Regions from separate parts of the Homo sapiens genome. Here region 1 is linked to region 2. Evidence: chromatin loops called from intact Hi-C (ENCODE). Cell type or tissue: OCI-LY7. All regions are shown on one strand.

Region 1 (8,000 bases), 460 kb before region 2:
GATCTCTTGAAGCCTATCTCATTCTCTTGTGTTGTACACTTTATTTTTCTTCAGTATTTTATTTAGTGAGTTGATTATGTAGGCTTCAGGATCGTAGGGGAGGTATCCCTGGGTAGGCACCAGTTGTAGCTAAAGCAGATGGATAGACGTAATACCAAAGGTGTGCAGAGGTCCAGGCTTGATGAAGATGGCTGAGGGAGCTCTCTATTAGATGTGCTGAGGTTTTATCAGAGTAAAGGGTAGGAGCTACATCAGGTCCCCTGCCAGGCCAGCAGGAAAGCTATCCACTTCCTGGCCTCACTGCTGTCCCAGTGTTCCAGCTATTGAGATCAGACAGGCGCCTCTTTTCATCTGCAGGAATATTGATGTTCCAAGTGTGAAAGAATTGGGACTCTGCCTCTTGTGCATGCCTGAATCTGGGGAGTGCTCCTCCTGTGGGGCTGCAATCACCCTGAATTGTTCCAGGAAGGCTGTCTATAGGTGCATCTATGCTGTGTTCCCATGGGAGAAGCTGCAGCTGTGTCTGCAGTGGTGTGCAAGCGGGGAACAAGGACCCCTTCTCCAACACCCTTCATGATCATAGAGGCTGCCTACCTATTGGGTAGAGGTGCAGACTTTCCCTACTGTGCCCAGCGCTGCAATTGTGTCTCTGCTGTAAGAAAATTTCCACCAATGAAAAAATCTGGGACACAAGGCCTGCCATTCAGATTCTTTTGTCCCATGGGGCATTCCCCTAATGTGGTGCTCTCCCTCTTCCCGTAGGAATGGGACTTCCTGAGAGCCAGAATACAGTGATTGTTATTGCTCTTCTAGGTCTAGCCACCCAATGGGGCTACTTGACTCTGGGTTGGTGCTGGGAAATATCTGCAACAGATCCACTGATGTGACCTGTTCAGTTCTCCCAGCCGTGGATACCAGCGCCTGCTCTGATGGAGGAGGCAGGGGAGCAGTGTAGACTCTGTGAGATTTCTTAGTTGTAGATAGGCTTAGTGTGCTGGCTTTCTCAAATGCTGGTTATAATAGTAGTGAACTTGTCATGTGGACAGACTGAGGACCTCTAGTTACTCACACTGTTGCGGGCAGTGGTGATAGCTGAGGTCATGCAACCATTTTCTTCTTGAGTGCAGTGTTATTCTACCTAGAGGTGCTGTAATGGCCTGTGTTGGTTGGTCTCCAGCCAGGAGGTGGCACTTGCAAAAGAGCATCAGCTACAGTAGTAACAGTGGGATTTGAGTTGCGCTAAGTTTCCCAGAGGAAATATTCTGTTTTCTCAGGTGATGAGTGGGGCTATAAAGCTCCTAAAAGTTTATTTCTTTTGTGTTAAGCTACCGGGGTGGGTGGAGGGATATCATCAGATAGGGGCAGGGTTAGGTGGGTCTGAGCTCTCATTCTCTTTGAGTGGGGCAGGCCACAGCCCCTGTGAAGGATGGGGGTGGTTCCCAGGCCACTAGGGTAATGTTCTGGAGGAAGGTATAAGTGCCTCTGCTGCACAGAAGAGTTTGCAAAGGGAGTCTGGAGTAGCAGGCTGCAACAGTAAGCCTTACCCAGCTCCCACGCAGTTGGGGAGGCCAGTCTCACTCCTGTAGTGCTCTTCTAACAGCACCTGGTTTAGATCCAGGCATTCTGCGCACAGATCTCAGACATGCCCCAGGCCAAGAGACAGCAACCACGGCTTGCAAACCATGCTCCTCCCTGTCTGCCCGCAGGGCAGGGTGCCAAACTTCTGTGCTGAAGTTTGAATGCTTCTATACTTCTGAGTCTGAAGCATACTTCCTGCTTGATCCCCGGGGTCTGATCAAGGGAATTGGTCCCCACTTGAGATTATATCACAAAATTCGTTTGGGAGCTTCTTTCACTCTGCAACCCCTTCCTGAGCTTGTTGGCTGTCTTCGCTGAGGGCCCCTGTGAGATATAGTCGGGAAACCTTCCTTATTATATATAGTCAGGAATAGGTTCTCTATTCCCTAGGGATAGGAATGCCTGCAAGGCACTTTCTGCTGCTGCTTCTACTTTTATGTTTTACACCGCTCCCTAAATCCATCCCAGCTCTGTGTAGGGTTAAGGCCTTCTCCCATGGTCTGAATTTTCAGATTCCCCAGTGGGGATGTATGCTCAGAGGCAGACTCTCCCCTTCTCACACTCTGGGAATTTACAGGTGTTTTGCCTGTCTCACTGAGTATGTTGCAGCCTGCCACTTCTTTCAAAGGATCTGTAGATTCTTTCAGTTTTCCTGTTAAGTTCCTGTGTTGGTTCTCGGGGGAAAAAATAGTGTGAATTTCTATCCACTATTCTGTCTTTCCAGGTGGGAGAGCCACACTAAAACTGCCTCCAACCTGCCATCTTTTTTTTTTTTTTTTTTTTTTTTTGAGATGGAGTCTCGCTCTGTCGCCCAGGCTGGAGTGCAGTGGCGCAATCTCGGCTCGCCGCAAGCTCCACCTCCCAGGTTCACGCCATTCTCCTGCCTCAGCCTCCCGAGTAGCTGGGACTACAGGGGCCCGCCACCACGCCCGGCTAATTTTTTGTATTTTTAGTAGAGACGGGGTTTCACCGTGTTAGCCAGGATGGTCTCGATCTCCTGACCTCGTGATCCGCCTGCCTCGGCCTTCCAAAGTGCTGGGATTACAGGGGTGAGCCACCGCGCCCGGCCACCAATCTGCCATCTTAAAAAAAAAAAAAAACTAATTATGGATTTTTTTTGTATCATCCAACAAAATGTTTAACTTTTATTTTAATTGCAGGGGTGCAGGTGCAGGTTTGTCATATAGGTAAATTGTGTGTTACAGGGCTTTTGTGTAAAACTTATTTTGTAGCCCAGATAATAAACATAGTGATTGGCTCTGATGACTGGAGGAACACCAGGGTCCTTGGTCTCATGCTGATAGGATTAACAACACGGACACGCGTGGAGTGGTTTTAAGGAGCAACAAGTTTAATAGGCAAGAAGGATGGAAGAAAGAAGAGAACAGCTCCCTGTACAGAGACAAGGGAGGGGGGCTTGGAACAAAAAGAAACCCCATGTGCGGCAGAAAGGCAGTCCATTATATCTGGAGGCTGGAGGAGGTGGTGTCTTGTTTGCATAGGGCCCAAGGGATTGGTTTGACCAGGTGTGTCATTCACGTAGCCCGTGAAAAACCCGGCCCACCCAACTTAGTCCTTTAATATGCAAATGTGGGTGGCCATGATGCTTTGAACACATGGTGTTATCTGGAGGTGGCCATCACACTTGGCACAGGTGGTGACAAGAAAAAGGCAGGAATCACCATATTGGGTGAACCCAGTTTCTAATGGCAGGCATTTGCATATCAAAGCTTGCCGGCCTGGCCCTTCAAGCCACCTATTCTGTTAGAAAAGAGATGGTTCGGGGGTTGTTTCTTATTACAGGAAAATTTCCACTGAGAACCTATCCTACCTAAAATAATTTCTCAATAACTCCTGTATTACTCCCCCCTCAAAGAGAAGTAAACCTAACTGCTGTTAGGAGGTGTTGGGTGATGATTCTTTCTGGCTACTTCCTGCCTAAAAGGAGCCCGTGTGTGGCTCTGCTCGCAGCGCCATTTGGAGTTTTATTGCTTCCAGGTGAAAAGAGATAAATTTTTACAAGAAGTTTTAAAATATAGGGTTAGAATATGAGTATTAACGTTACCACCATTAGTGGGGGTCCTATAGAACCTAACTGACAGAGTTTGACACTTGTTAGATACACCAATGGATTGCAATACCGATTTGCCTCCACTAGATGTCAATGTACATTACCAGAAATGTTAATATAAAAGCTACTTTTTCCTAGAGAAAAGCATACATTTCCCCCTTGATTTGCCATTAGAGAATAACTTTAGTCTTAGGCCATCTTTTTAACTTGCAATATGATAGGGAGAAATACGTTATTGGCTGGCTAAAATAATTTTAGCGTTAATTTTGACAGTTCCTTTCCTTTAATTATTAGAGTTTTTCATGACTTTCACAGACCCTCTCACAACATCCTTAAACTTTCTCACTTGTCCTAAACGTCTTTCCCTTAAACAACCAGTCATTTCCTTTTAGGACAAGTATTTACCATACAAAATCCTTTCTTATATAAAATTTCTTTCTTTATAACCTTCTTTTCATAGCTTAGAGTGCCTTATATTACCAACCTTTAGTAAAAAGTCCTATTAAACGTAATGATAGTAAAACTTTTATGCTTGCAATTATACAGCAATTATAATTTTACAAACAGAATTCCACATTGTGGGTGCTGCCACAGTGCATAGTTCTATTGCAAATAGTAGCATGACCTATAACAATTTTCACAAGAGTGGCATGGTAAATAATTGTCATTTAAAACTTTACTTGCCCAGATATAACATTTCCCTTTGGAGATTTACAAAGTTACAAATGCGATTCTAGGAATAATTAAATCTCCCTGCAAATATGCATTAAGAAGAAGTTCTAATATTTGGTGGCAAATTTTGAGAGGAAAGGACAGAAATGACAAAAAGTATCTATTGAGGTAAAGGTGGGACTCAGTAAGATGAGTAGCCCTCACTCAGTTTCTTATCTTTTATGATTTTTAGGTTAAGATCTTCTATTTCTCCACACTGATATTCAGGACGTTCCTCTGGGCTGTCAAGGGTTGCTCCCTCAGCTCTTCAGGCTTTGAATTGAGTGTGATGTATCCAGGAGTTGATTCCTGTAACGTTTACTGCCAAGAAGGTTGAAAGAAGAACAGTGGAGGTCCCTTCCCAGGTTGGCTTATGGAAGGAGAGAGATGAGAATTTTCACTAATACCAAATTTCCTGGGTTAAAGAAAGGTGGTTTTATTTCCTGGGGTTGGTCTTCTGCTAGTTGTGTTCATTCTTGTTGGAAGTGAGCTAGAGAGGTTACATGCTTAACCAATGTGGAGGTTTTCTGCCTGAAAACAATCTCTGAGCACATTGATAAGTTTTATCCTTTCTCCAGTGAAAAGCTTGGGGAAGGATTTTAAGGACCTTCATTGGCTGGAGGCTGGCAAATAGAGTTTGCCATCCTGAGGGCTAAAAAGTATGCCCTTGAGAAGTGGCCTATTCTATTTCTGCAGGGGAATACTGAGGTTTAATTTCTTTTATGGAGACCTCCTAGATTAGAAGGGCTTGAAGTGTGTTAGTGCCTTGAGGCTTCCTTGCCTTTGACTTAGATGCCTGATCAGCTCATCTATTTTCCTTGGCTACCTCATCTGTTCCCTTTCAATGTTCCCTGCAATACATCCCTGCTATTTCTCATGGAAGAAAAACTGAGGATAATAACCTGCTAGTTTCCTGGTAATATTTTATAGGAGATCCATTAGTGGTAAGAAAACTCCTTTCCTTTTCAATGGCAGCATGAGCATGGAAAATCAGGAAGGCATACTTGGAGTCAGTATAAATGTTAGTTACCTTTCCCTTGCTTAATTTAAGTGCTTTTGTAAGAGCTATTAGCTCAGCTAATAGAGCGCTTATGTTTGGGGACAGTGACTACTGCTTATCCTGCCTTACGTACTTCTTGCTTTACCAGCTGTTTGCTAGCTAAAAGCTCCCCCCAGAGAACTGTGATCCTGCCACATTATATGGGGTGTAAACAGTTCAATTATGTCCTGGGGTTAACTTGGAGGCTTTTCTGACTAATAAAGCTATCACGACAATGGCTTGGAAGCATGTATAAATAGGTCCTTCTAACTACAACCAAGGTGGAGAGAAATATTGGATTAGGGTTTTTCCTGAGATGCCAATTACGGTCAGGCTATAGGAAGAGGAGAGACCTGAATTAGAGAGAAAAAAAAGAGAGAGACTGGCTCTAGTGTTTAGAAAGAGGTCCGCTTTCCTTTCTTCAATTTCCAGAATCACCTGGGACTCCTGTGCTATGATGGCAGTTTGAGTTGCTGGAGCCGAGTTTTGAGCCACGGGATACATCGGTCCTGCTGTACCATCTGTGAGATTGGTCCTGAACCCAGTGACCTCCGCCTCTGGGGGCAGTTCTGTCTCCAGTGGTTTTCGCCACAGGCTGGACGGGGTCAAGGTGGCTTCATCTTGCTGCCTGGGAATTCCTTTTTAAAATGCCCTGGTCAGCCACACGAATAGCAACTAGCGGATGCACCTTGGGGATCCTGGACTTTGCAAGCCTGCAAAGCTTCTGCTAGAGCCTTTGTCCTTCTCATGAGCTTTCTCTTTCTTTTGGGCCTCCTCCCGGTCCCTATTATAAGAGACCGAAGTGGCCACCTTCAGGAGGTTCTCTAAAGTGCTGTTCGGTCCTACAGCTTGCTTCTGTAGTTTTCTTCTAATATTGGGAGTTGCCTGTGTAATAAACTTGTCCTTCAGGATAAGCTGTCCCTTAACTGGATCAGGGGATAAAGAGGTGTGTTCTATTAGTGCCTCTCTCAGCCTTTCCATAAAGGCTACAGGATTCGCACTTGGCTTTTGATCTATTATAGACAGTTTAGAGTAATTGAGAGGTTTGACCCTGGTTTTCCGTAGGGCTTCTAAACTGCATATTAAAAACACTTCCTTTTCCATTCATTCTCTGAGCTATTTCCCCAGTACTATAGCATTTCCTGATCTTGCCTAACGGGATTACTTCCCTAGGCTGTAAAAATTCCCACACACTCAACACACAGGGAGTAAGAGACTGCAGATAGAGAAAGAAGGAAAGAAAGAAAGTTTTGCGACAGGATAGCTGGAAGACAGCCTTGAGATTAAAACAGATTTGAGGTTGAGATTCGCTCCATACTCACCACTCTGAAGAATGAATTCCAGGCCCATGCACCAAAATAATGACTCTGATGACTGAAGGAACAGCAGGGTCCTTGGCCTCGCGCAGATAGGAGTAACAACATGGACACACGTGGAGTGGTTTTAAGGAGCGAAAAGTTTAATAGGCAAGAAAGAAGGAAGAAAGAAGAGAACAGCTCTCCCACACAGAGACAAGAGCGGGGGACTTGGAACAAAGAGAAACCCCGTGTGTGGCAGAAAGGCAGTCCATTATATCAGGAGGCTGGGGGAGGGGGTGTCTTGTTTGCATAGGGCCCAGAGGATTGGTTTGACCAGGTGTGTCATTCACATAGCTTGCCAAAAACCTGGCCCTCCCAACTTAGTCCTTTAATATGCAAATGTGGGTCATCAGGATGTTTTGAACACATGGTGTTATCTGGAGGTGGCCATCACACTTGGCACAGGTGGTGACAAGAAGAGGGCAGGAATCACCATATTGGGTGAACCCAGTTTCGAATGGCCTGCATTTGCATATCAAAGCTTGACAGCCCAGCCCTTCAAGCCACCTTTTCTGTTAGAAAAGAAATGGTTCGGGGGTTGTTTCTTATTACAGGAAAATTTCCACTGAGAACATTTACCCTTACTATCTGCCTAAAATCATTTCTTATTAACTCTTGTATTAATCTTACCCAATAGGTAGTTTTTTGATCCTCACCCTCCTCCCACCCTCCATCCTCAAGTAGGCCCTGGGGTCTATTGTTTCCTTCTTTGTGTCCTTGTGTATTCAATGTTTAGCCCCCACTTACAAGTGAGAACAAGCTTAGTATTTGGTTTTCTGTTCCTGCATTAGTTCCCATAGGATAATGGCCTCCAGCTTCATCCATGTTGCTGCAAAGGACATGATTGCATTCTTTATTATGGCTGAATAGTATTCCATGTTGTATATGTACTTCGTTTTCTTTATCCAGCTCATGATTAATGGACATCTAGATTGATTCCATGTCATTCCCTGAGCTGTTGTGAGTAGTGTTGCAATAAACATGTATGCATGCATCTTTATGGTAGATGGATTTATAATCCTTTAGGTATATACTCAATATTGGGATTGCTGGGTCAAACTGTAGTTCTGTTTTAAGTTATTTGAGAAATTTCTGAACTGTTTTTCACAGTGACTGAACTAAGTTTTATTCTCACCAGCAGTGTATAAGCATTTCCTTTTCTTCACAACCTCACCAACATCTGTTATTTTTTGACTTTTTAATAACAGTAATTCTGACAGGTGTCAGATGGTATCTCATTGTG
Region 2 (8,000 bases):
ATCCAGTCACTTCCCACTCTGTCCCTTCCATGACACATGGGGATTATGGGAATTACAGTTCAAGATGTCGTTCGGGTGGGGACACAGCCAAACTATATCACTTGTAAACATTCATATACATCTGTACATACCTTCACACACTTATAAACACACACAGCATCACACTCTCATATCTCTTACACATGCTGAAAAACACATACTCAGTAACACACACTCACACATTCAATCACACACATTTTCACAAGTCTCACACACTCATACATACACATTCCTATACTCAAATACACTCACAAATTCTCTTACATGCTCTGTAACACTAAAACTCTCACACACTTTCAGATTCACACAGTCACATTCTGACACATACATACTTTCAAACACACACTCCTACATATACTCACATAATCACATACACTCACACTTACACATAGTCTCACACTGAAACAGCCACACATTCACACAGACACGAACTCACAGATGTGAAAGACATATCAGTTTTCATTGTTGCCATGGCTATTCTAGCAGTGAGAATATTTAAATAAAAATACAAAAATCCTTTGGAGTTTATATTCTACTGGGTAATGATAGATAACTAAACAAATGATATAATATCAAGCAGTGATTCATGTTATGAGGACAAGTTGACTAGGATAAAAGAATAAAGTGCGGGGGTGATATATTAAGTACAGCAGTCTGGGAGGTTTTCAGAACATTTGAGCAGAGACAGGCTGTGGTCATATTTGTGTTTTAAAAAGTAAATACATACTATGGAAAAATAATTAGGTGATAATGGTGGAAACAATTTTCTGGTCAGGAGATGATGGTGTCATGGAATAGAAATGATGCTGAGTTAGAACAGGTGGATAGCAGTGGAAGCGCTAAGAAAGAGTGGTATTCTAGATATATTTTGAGCATAGAGGGAACAGAATTTGCTAACAAATTGGAAATGAGTCATGAGAGAAAGAGAGGACTTAAGGATGATTTCAAAGTTGTTGATTGGAGCAACTTGAAACATAGAGCTGCCATTTACTATAATAGAATGAAGGATACAAAGAATAGCCTGCTTGTCACTGGGGAAATGGGAATGCAGTGGAAATGGAGAGTTCGGGTTTGGACATTAGGTTAAGGTAGCTATTGGTCATTCAAGCAGAAAGATTAGAAATGAAGATTAGAATATGATAAGCATTAGTCTGGAGTTAGGGCCAATGTTGTTTATTAAGTATTCATTAATTCACTCAACCAATAATTATTGAGCACCTCTGCTCTTATAGGCTCCGGAGATTCAGAAATTTACAAGACCAAGTCCCTTTCCTCAGAGCTCACATTCTGGTAGGGGAAGACAGCCCATATACAAATAAATATATTGTAAAATATAAAGGTAGTGATAAGTGTTATGACAGGGAAAATGAAACTGTGCTTGACACAGTTATGTGGATTTAAATCACATAATGAATGCAAGGAGATACTGGTATTATTCCCAATTTACAGTTGGGAAAAGCAAGCCTCTCACATGCCAAGTAGTAAGTCAAGGCTTAATGAATAAATGAGTTAATATTTTAACGTATCGAACTGTATAGGACTACCAAGGCTTCACTCCAAAGATACTGGCATGGATCATTCTATTTTGTCCCCAAGCCACCATACCAAGTTACCCATCTGTCTTGATCCTGAAAAGTAGTCACTAAACAGAAAATGGGCAACAAAATACTGTGAACACCCGAGGTTCCTAAAAGTACATGAGGTTTGAAATACAGCAAAGGAAACCATGAACGGGAAAATTTTAATAGCCCTTTAAATTTGAAAAGACTTTCAGTTTACAAAGCTTTTGCACTTATATACAAATTTTCCTGAATTACATAGACCAGAGTATAAAACATGGGTGCATTCACCATTTCATTGGTCTTTATAGTAACAACCTCTACAAATTGCCAACTTAGGATGGCCTCTTCTCCTGATCTGGAAGCCCTGCAAAGAATACCACTTTGCTCCCTATACATGCCCACCTCTGGTGGCTCCACATACATTTTCACAAGGGCTGCCATTTCCCTCAAAAATTATTGCTGAGATAAATGAACTGGAGCCCTCAAGGTGCAAATCTGCAGAGTTCTGTGACAAAGTGGGGGTGATCATCTCTTTATTTTTGGTGTCATAATCAAAGCCCCAGAGCAAATTATCTTGGGTCTCAACATATTACAGGTTATTTAGTGAAATATCTATGTCAGATATTTTGTTCACAATTCTCTATTTTCTTTGGACCCAGGCATAAGTCTGTTGGCAGTGGTGGGGGTAGAGCAACATCCTTTCCCTTGGCATCGTGTTCCTAAACAGAAGAACCTATGCTAGAGCAATACGCACAGCCTTTCTCCACAGGAGGAGGCATGTCTTCATTTAGTTCAATACATGCTACTTCTCTTTTTAGGACAAGCCTACAGTGAGGAAGCACATAGTCTTAGTTCCACACACCACGAGTTTCTCAGGTGCAGGTCTTCATTGGAGGAGATGCACCACATTTGTTCAGTGGTGCTTATGACTAGGTAAGTCTAGCTAATTGTGGGATGTAGAATTAGGAGAGTCACGTTTTCCTGCACAGCTGAAACATATTCTCCAAACCCAGCTGTTTTTAGTAATAAAGATGCTAGTGTTGATCTCCATCTGTCTGACTCGGTTAATTGCAAACTCAGGTGAAAAGAACAGTGCCATGTATTGGGCCCACTGAATCCCACAAAGTCTGTGGGGACTAGGCTAAAGAGAGTTTTCACTGACAGACTGTCCTCAAAACCATTCCCTAGATGCCACTGTATTTTTTTCACTTGCCTAAGGTTAGCAGTCTAGATCTCTTCCTTAGGGGAATTAAATTATAATGATATTTTTAACTTTGGGTTCAGTCCTTCATTTCTTCCCTCCTCCTTTCCTTCAACAAGTGTTTAGTGATGGCTTTTCTTTTCCAGGCACTGTCCTGACCTCTGACAATGCAACAGTGAGCAAGACAGAAATAGCACCTCTCCTCATAAAGCTTACAGTCTAGTAGCCCAACAAACGTAATTGAAATGGTCACCTGAGTGTTAGAGTGTATAATATCAACAAGCGCTGTGAGGGTCTTGGACTCTGATACAGTCTGAGGGATCAAGGAAGCCTCCCTTGTGAAAACGATGCTTGAGCTGAGATCTAAAGAATGAGTTGAAGTTAACTAGACAGAAAGATGGGGTATGAGAAACAGTGTATTTTAAACAAGGGCAAAGGAATAAGCAAAGGCCTGATGGTAGTAAGGAGGGAGTATCAAAGTTTGTATCCACCCATCACTTTCGTCCTCTCAACCAGCCTTTCTACAATTTAGCTTGGATTCTCCTTTTACACATGAATATATTGAGGCACAAATGGTTACTAGCTGCATGACCTTGGATAAGTAGTAGAACTAAAATGTAAAGCCAACATTCAGTGCTTCTAAGGTAGTACTTCTCCATTGGAGGCTAATCCCTCACACTCTACCCTCCCTAGGCACATTTGGCAATATCTGGAGACATTTTTAGTAGGAGGGATGAACTACTGCCATCTAGTGGGTAGAGGCCAGGCCTGCTGTTAAGCATTCCGCAGTGCACAGGACAGGGGTCCACATGAAATGATTATCTGGCCCGAAATATCTTTTTCTTCAGCTTTTGGAGATTTGTTTTCAATTTATTTCTTAACTTTTTATTCCGGCCACATATATGTTTATGTATGTGTATATGTATATTTGATATAATCATTTCAAAAATTTAAATAGTGCCAAAGTTGAGAAACCCCACACCAAGCTCCTAATCTTCCCACAGTTCTGCCTCATTACCTGGAGGCTTCTCAGTCCCTCATGCAAATGGACTTCTGGCCAATCAGCTCTAATTAGCCATTTTTATTCAGTAGTGGAAATGGATTAGATTTAAGCAGGGACCTCTGCTACTTTGCAATTATCTCAATGATCTTCACCAGCTTTGTATTATCCCTTAGCCTCATAGATGAGGAAATAGAGGTTAAATTACATGCCTTGGGTTTCAGAATCCAAAGCAACAGAGTAATTGAGTCCAGCTCTTCTCAAATTGATATTGTTTTCTCTTCATATCGTGGCCCTTTTGAGGATACATGCTTGCTCTCAGCCTTCTCAAGTACAACTGGCAAAGGCTGGAGATGCAGGTCTGGATCGGAGCTGCAGGAGTGCTGTGAAGAGTTTGTCAAACTTAATGGCCGCATTATTTTTTTAGGAGCTTGAAAATCAGCCTAGTGTTATTCAGCTTGAATTCTTCTCTTGCTAGGCTCAAGGCACATCAGACACACAATCTGCTGTTTGTGTAGAAAATATGTCAGGAGAGAAAAAGATAGCACCCACATGCGAGCATCTGCTGGAAAAATTCATTTTACCATTAACCATACAATTGAGTGAGAAAAACATCTGTGCCTGCTATTGCAGATGTAATCATAAAACCCAAATGTAGCAATGAAACAAAGCGGAAGAGGGGCAGAGGATGAGGAACTAGAGAAACACATGACTTTAGTGTCAGGAAGGGATGGCTCTGTGGCTCTGTTGCTGTACTGAATACTCTCACCTCCACCTTTCAAATATGACACCATCCTTAGGGAACAACACAATTGTAAGCAGGCAAATTATGCATGAGACATAGCATCTTAAACTCAAACCAGCAAGGCGGCTCCGAGAGAGCTATAAACAAGGCAGAGGAATCCCAGAGACTGCAAATTAACAGCAAAAAAACCATCTAAATAGATGTTGGCAGCATTTCAGTATTAAGGCTGACTTAGAATTGTGGAACTGGAGAATGCAGAAAATGTCAAAGCCCTCAGAGATCAACTAGTTTAATTCCCAGTTTTACTCATAAGGAAACCAAAGCCCAGAGAGGGATGTGACTGCCCAAGGTCACACAGCTAGTTAGTGGCAGATGATTCCAGACAGTTCCTGGGGAACACAACTTGTTTTTCAGACTGATAAGAGGAAGAACTTTCACAAAACTTTTCAAGTATCCGGGAGCATCAGCTTGAGAGCATAATTGTATTACAGTGATATAAAGGTAGACTTTGACTCTGGAAGCCAAAAGCCAATGGTGATTACCCAGCTTTGTTCAACCTGCTGAGGTATAATTCTGCTGCTCAAGGTGGAATAGAAACACCTATGAGATCTCAGCAAATGACACTGTACATCTGCTTTGAAAACAAATCTCAAATGTAAATGTGGTTCTGCTTCAGTTGTGTTTCCAGTTTCAAAGCAGCATACAACTTTGATCTGAAAGTGGGAAGAAGGAAATCCGACAAGGTCTAAGGCACCCCATTTCACACTCTCGTCGGTCAGTTTGCATGGTCCAGTGAAGGAGCCTGCATCCACGGAACCAGGAAGACTAGCATTGGCTTCTGGTTCTGCCTAGGACTAGCTGTATGACTTTGGGACGAAGGCCACTGGGCTTGAGCCCTCTATAGCCTTTTCATCATGGAAAAATGGAATAAGGAGAAGCAAAAGTAGAGGATAAAATGGAGAAATGTATGGTAAGAGATGGGGGTAAGAAACAGGGCTACCCTCTCTCCCTGCTCATGCCCTCAACTGACAGCATAACTAGCAGCATGTTATGGAGCCCAGACAATGTCCCTTTTCAATTCAGTTGTGTTCACATCATTCCTTTTATTCTTTTGTGAAGTCTTAGTTCAAATCTTTTGTCGATTTGTACTGGTCATTTACTTGTTAATGAATTGTAAGCAGGATTTATAGGTTGAGGATACAAGTACTTTGATATAAGCGCTGTAAATAGTTTCTGCGGTCCAAGACTTCCTTTCCCATTTTCTTGACCGTATCTTTCAAATGGCAAACATTTTTAATTTTGACATCAAATGTATCTTTTTTTAATGTTTGTGTTTATTGTGTTCTGTATATAAAACTTTTGCTTATCCTAAAGTCACACATTTCTTTATTTTTTATTTTTATTTATTTTTATTTTTGAGACAGAGGCTCTCTCTGTTGCCCAGGTTGGAGTGCAATGGTGTGATCTCGACTCACTGCAACCTCCACCTCCCGGGTTCAAGCGATTCTCCTGCCTCAGCCTTCCAAGTAGCTGGCATTACAGGCACCCACCACCGCGCTTGGCTAATGTTTTGTATTTTTTAGTAGAGACTGGGTTTTGCCATGTGGGCCAGGCTGGTTTCAAACTCCTGACCTCAGGTGATCCACCCACCTCGGCCTCCCAAAGTGCCGGGATTACAGGCATGAGCCACCGTGCCTGGCCACAAATATTTTCTTTTATACTTTCTTCTAGATGTTTCAGAGTTTGAGGTTTTACATTTAGGTCCATTTAGAAGCTATGCACATTTATTATCTATTTTGAGCTGATTTGTGTGTATGACATAAGTTAAAAGTTAGTGTTGGCTTTTTCCCGTATGGGTATACAGTTGGTACAGCAGTATTGGTTGAAAAGGTCATTTTCCCCATTTAATTACCTTGGTACCTTTGATAAATTGATCATATATGTATAACACTTTTGGCTTGTGGGCAGACCTAGACCTACACTTCAAAGACAATGCAAAGGAAGACACAAGTTTACAAACACATTTGCTCTGATTCCAGCTCAGTGAAGCTCAACTCATGAGGTCTGACTGTCTAGGACATCACAGTTTTTCCCAGGGGAGAAGGAGGGTGAAATAACAAGAGACTACTTAGGATAGTTAATTATAACAGGCACACAAGATTGGGGCAATCCTCGTCTCTACTTTATAAGCATCACATTACTAATCCTTCTAAACAACCCTGTGAAATCACAATTAATGCGATCCCCATGCTTTAAAGTGAAGCATTGAGAGGTCACTTACTTATCTAAGGTCATGTAGAGCTGGAGGACCTGGAGTCTGAAACTAGACTCTATGATGCCAGAGCTATGCTTTGAATCACTGTTTCTATTTATCTTTGTAGCTCCATTACTGTTATCTGCACAGTGCTCTGTAATGGTTCTCAACTAAAACAACCTACTACTATTCTCTTCCCTCCCAGCTGTTGAGGGCTAACTAATAAAAATAGTTAATATTTGTTGAGCACTAAAGCGCATAGGCTCTTTACATACATTAGTTCATTCAATTCTCACAACAGCTCCAAATAAGTTTTGTACTATTATCATCTCCATTTTACTGATGCAGAAACTCAGTCTCAGATCCTTTAAGTAACTCTCTCTAGATCATACAGCTATTAAATGACAGAGCCAGGATCTCAAGCCAAAATTGCCTGCCACTACATTCCCTGCTCTTAACTACTACAACGTGCCACCTTCTAGACTTTTTTTTTTTTTTTTTAGATAGGAGTCTCATTCTGTCACCCAGGATGGAGTGCGGTGGCGCGATCTCGGCTCACTGCGCCCTCCACCTCCCAAGTTCAAGCGATTCTCCTGCCTCAGCCTCCCAGGTAGCTGGGATTACACGCTCGGCCACCACGCCTGGCTAATTTTTGTATTTTTGGTAGAGATGGGGTTTTGCCACGTTCCCAGTCTGGTCTCGAACTCCTGACCTGAGGTGATCCACCCATCCCAGCCTCCCAAAGTGCTGGGATTACAGGCGTGAGCCACAGCGCCTGGCTTCACCTTCTAGACTTTAAGGTAGATTATCCCTGCATGGTTGCAGGGGGTGAGGTAAAGACACTGGTAAGTCGCTAATGTGCCTTCACACCCAAGAAGATTCCCTGGATCTATGTCTATGTTTATCACTTAAAGCTAGGGGTTGGGAAAATGAGCAATTCAGAAGTTCCCACAGCTGACTTAGAATTTCCATGGAATTGCCTGTCTTCAGAAGATCAAAGGCTTCCGTATTACAAAGTGGCACCACTTGCTCTATTCTGCTTGGAACTTCAGGAAGAACAGTATATGCAAAATGATTCATTTTGATAAGCTGTTATGGATTAACCTAACAACAAATAAATTATTCAATTATTCAGAATTATCCTAATAATACTTTTATGTTTAATCTTTATGATCTTCAATATGGTTTCACCAGTGCTC

Evidence for each region. Peaks named below come from ENCODE experiments on the same cell type or tissue, not always from the same donor. Only the 100,000 strongest peaks of a DNase experiment are listed, where the experiment ranks them.
Region 1: it touches region 2 in a loop (21-fold over the local background); 5 of 110 quality-filtered maps call a loop at or near these places.

Annotation. Positions count from the first base shown.
Region 1 is chrX:140,814,413-140,822,412 of GRCh38, forward strand. No RefSeq gene overlaps it. Among named protein-coding and RNA genes, the nearest start is that of MIR320D2, 110 kb to the right of the region's middle. In OCI-LY7, CTCF peaks have their summits at 3,748 (motif pointing right) and 3,950; DNase peaks (open chromatin) are centred at 3,719, 7,109 and 7,999; H3K4me3 peaks cover 4,104 bases; H3K27ac peaks cover 2,219 bases.
Region 2 is chrX:141,274,933-141,282,932 of GRCh38, forward strand. No RefSeq gene overlaps it. Among named protein-coding and RNA genes, the nearest start is that of SPANXC, 36 kb to the left of the region's middle. In OCI-LY7, a CTCF peak has its summit at 3,559 (motif pointing left); no DNase peak of the experiment used is centred here.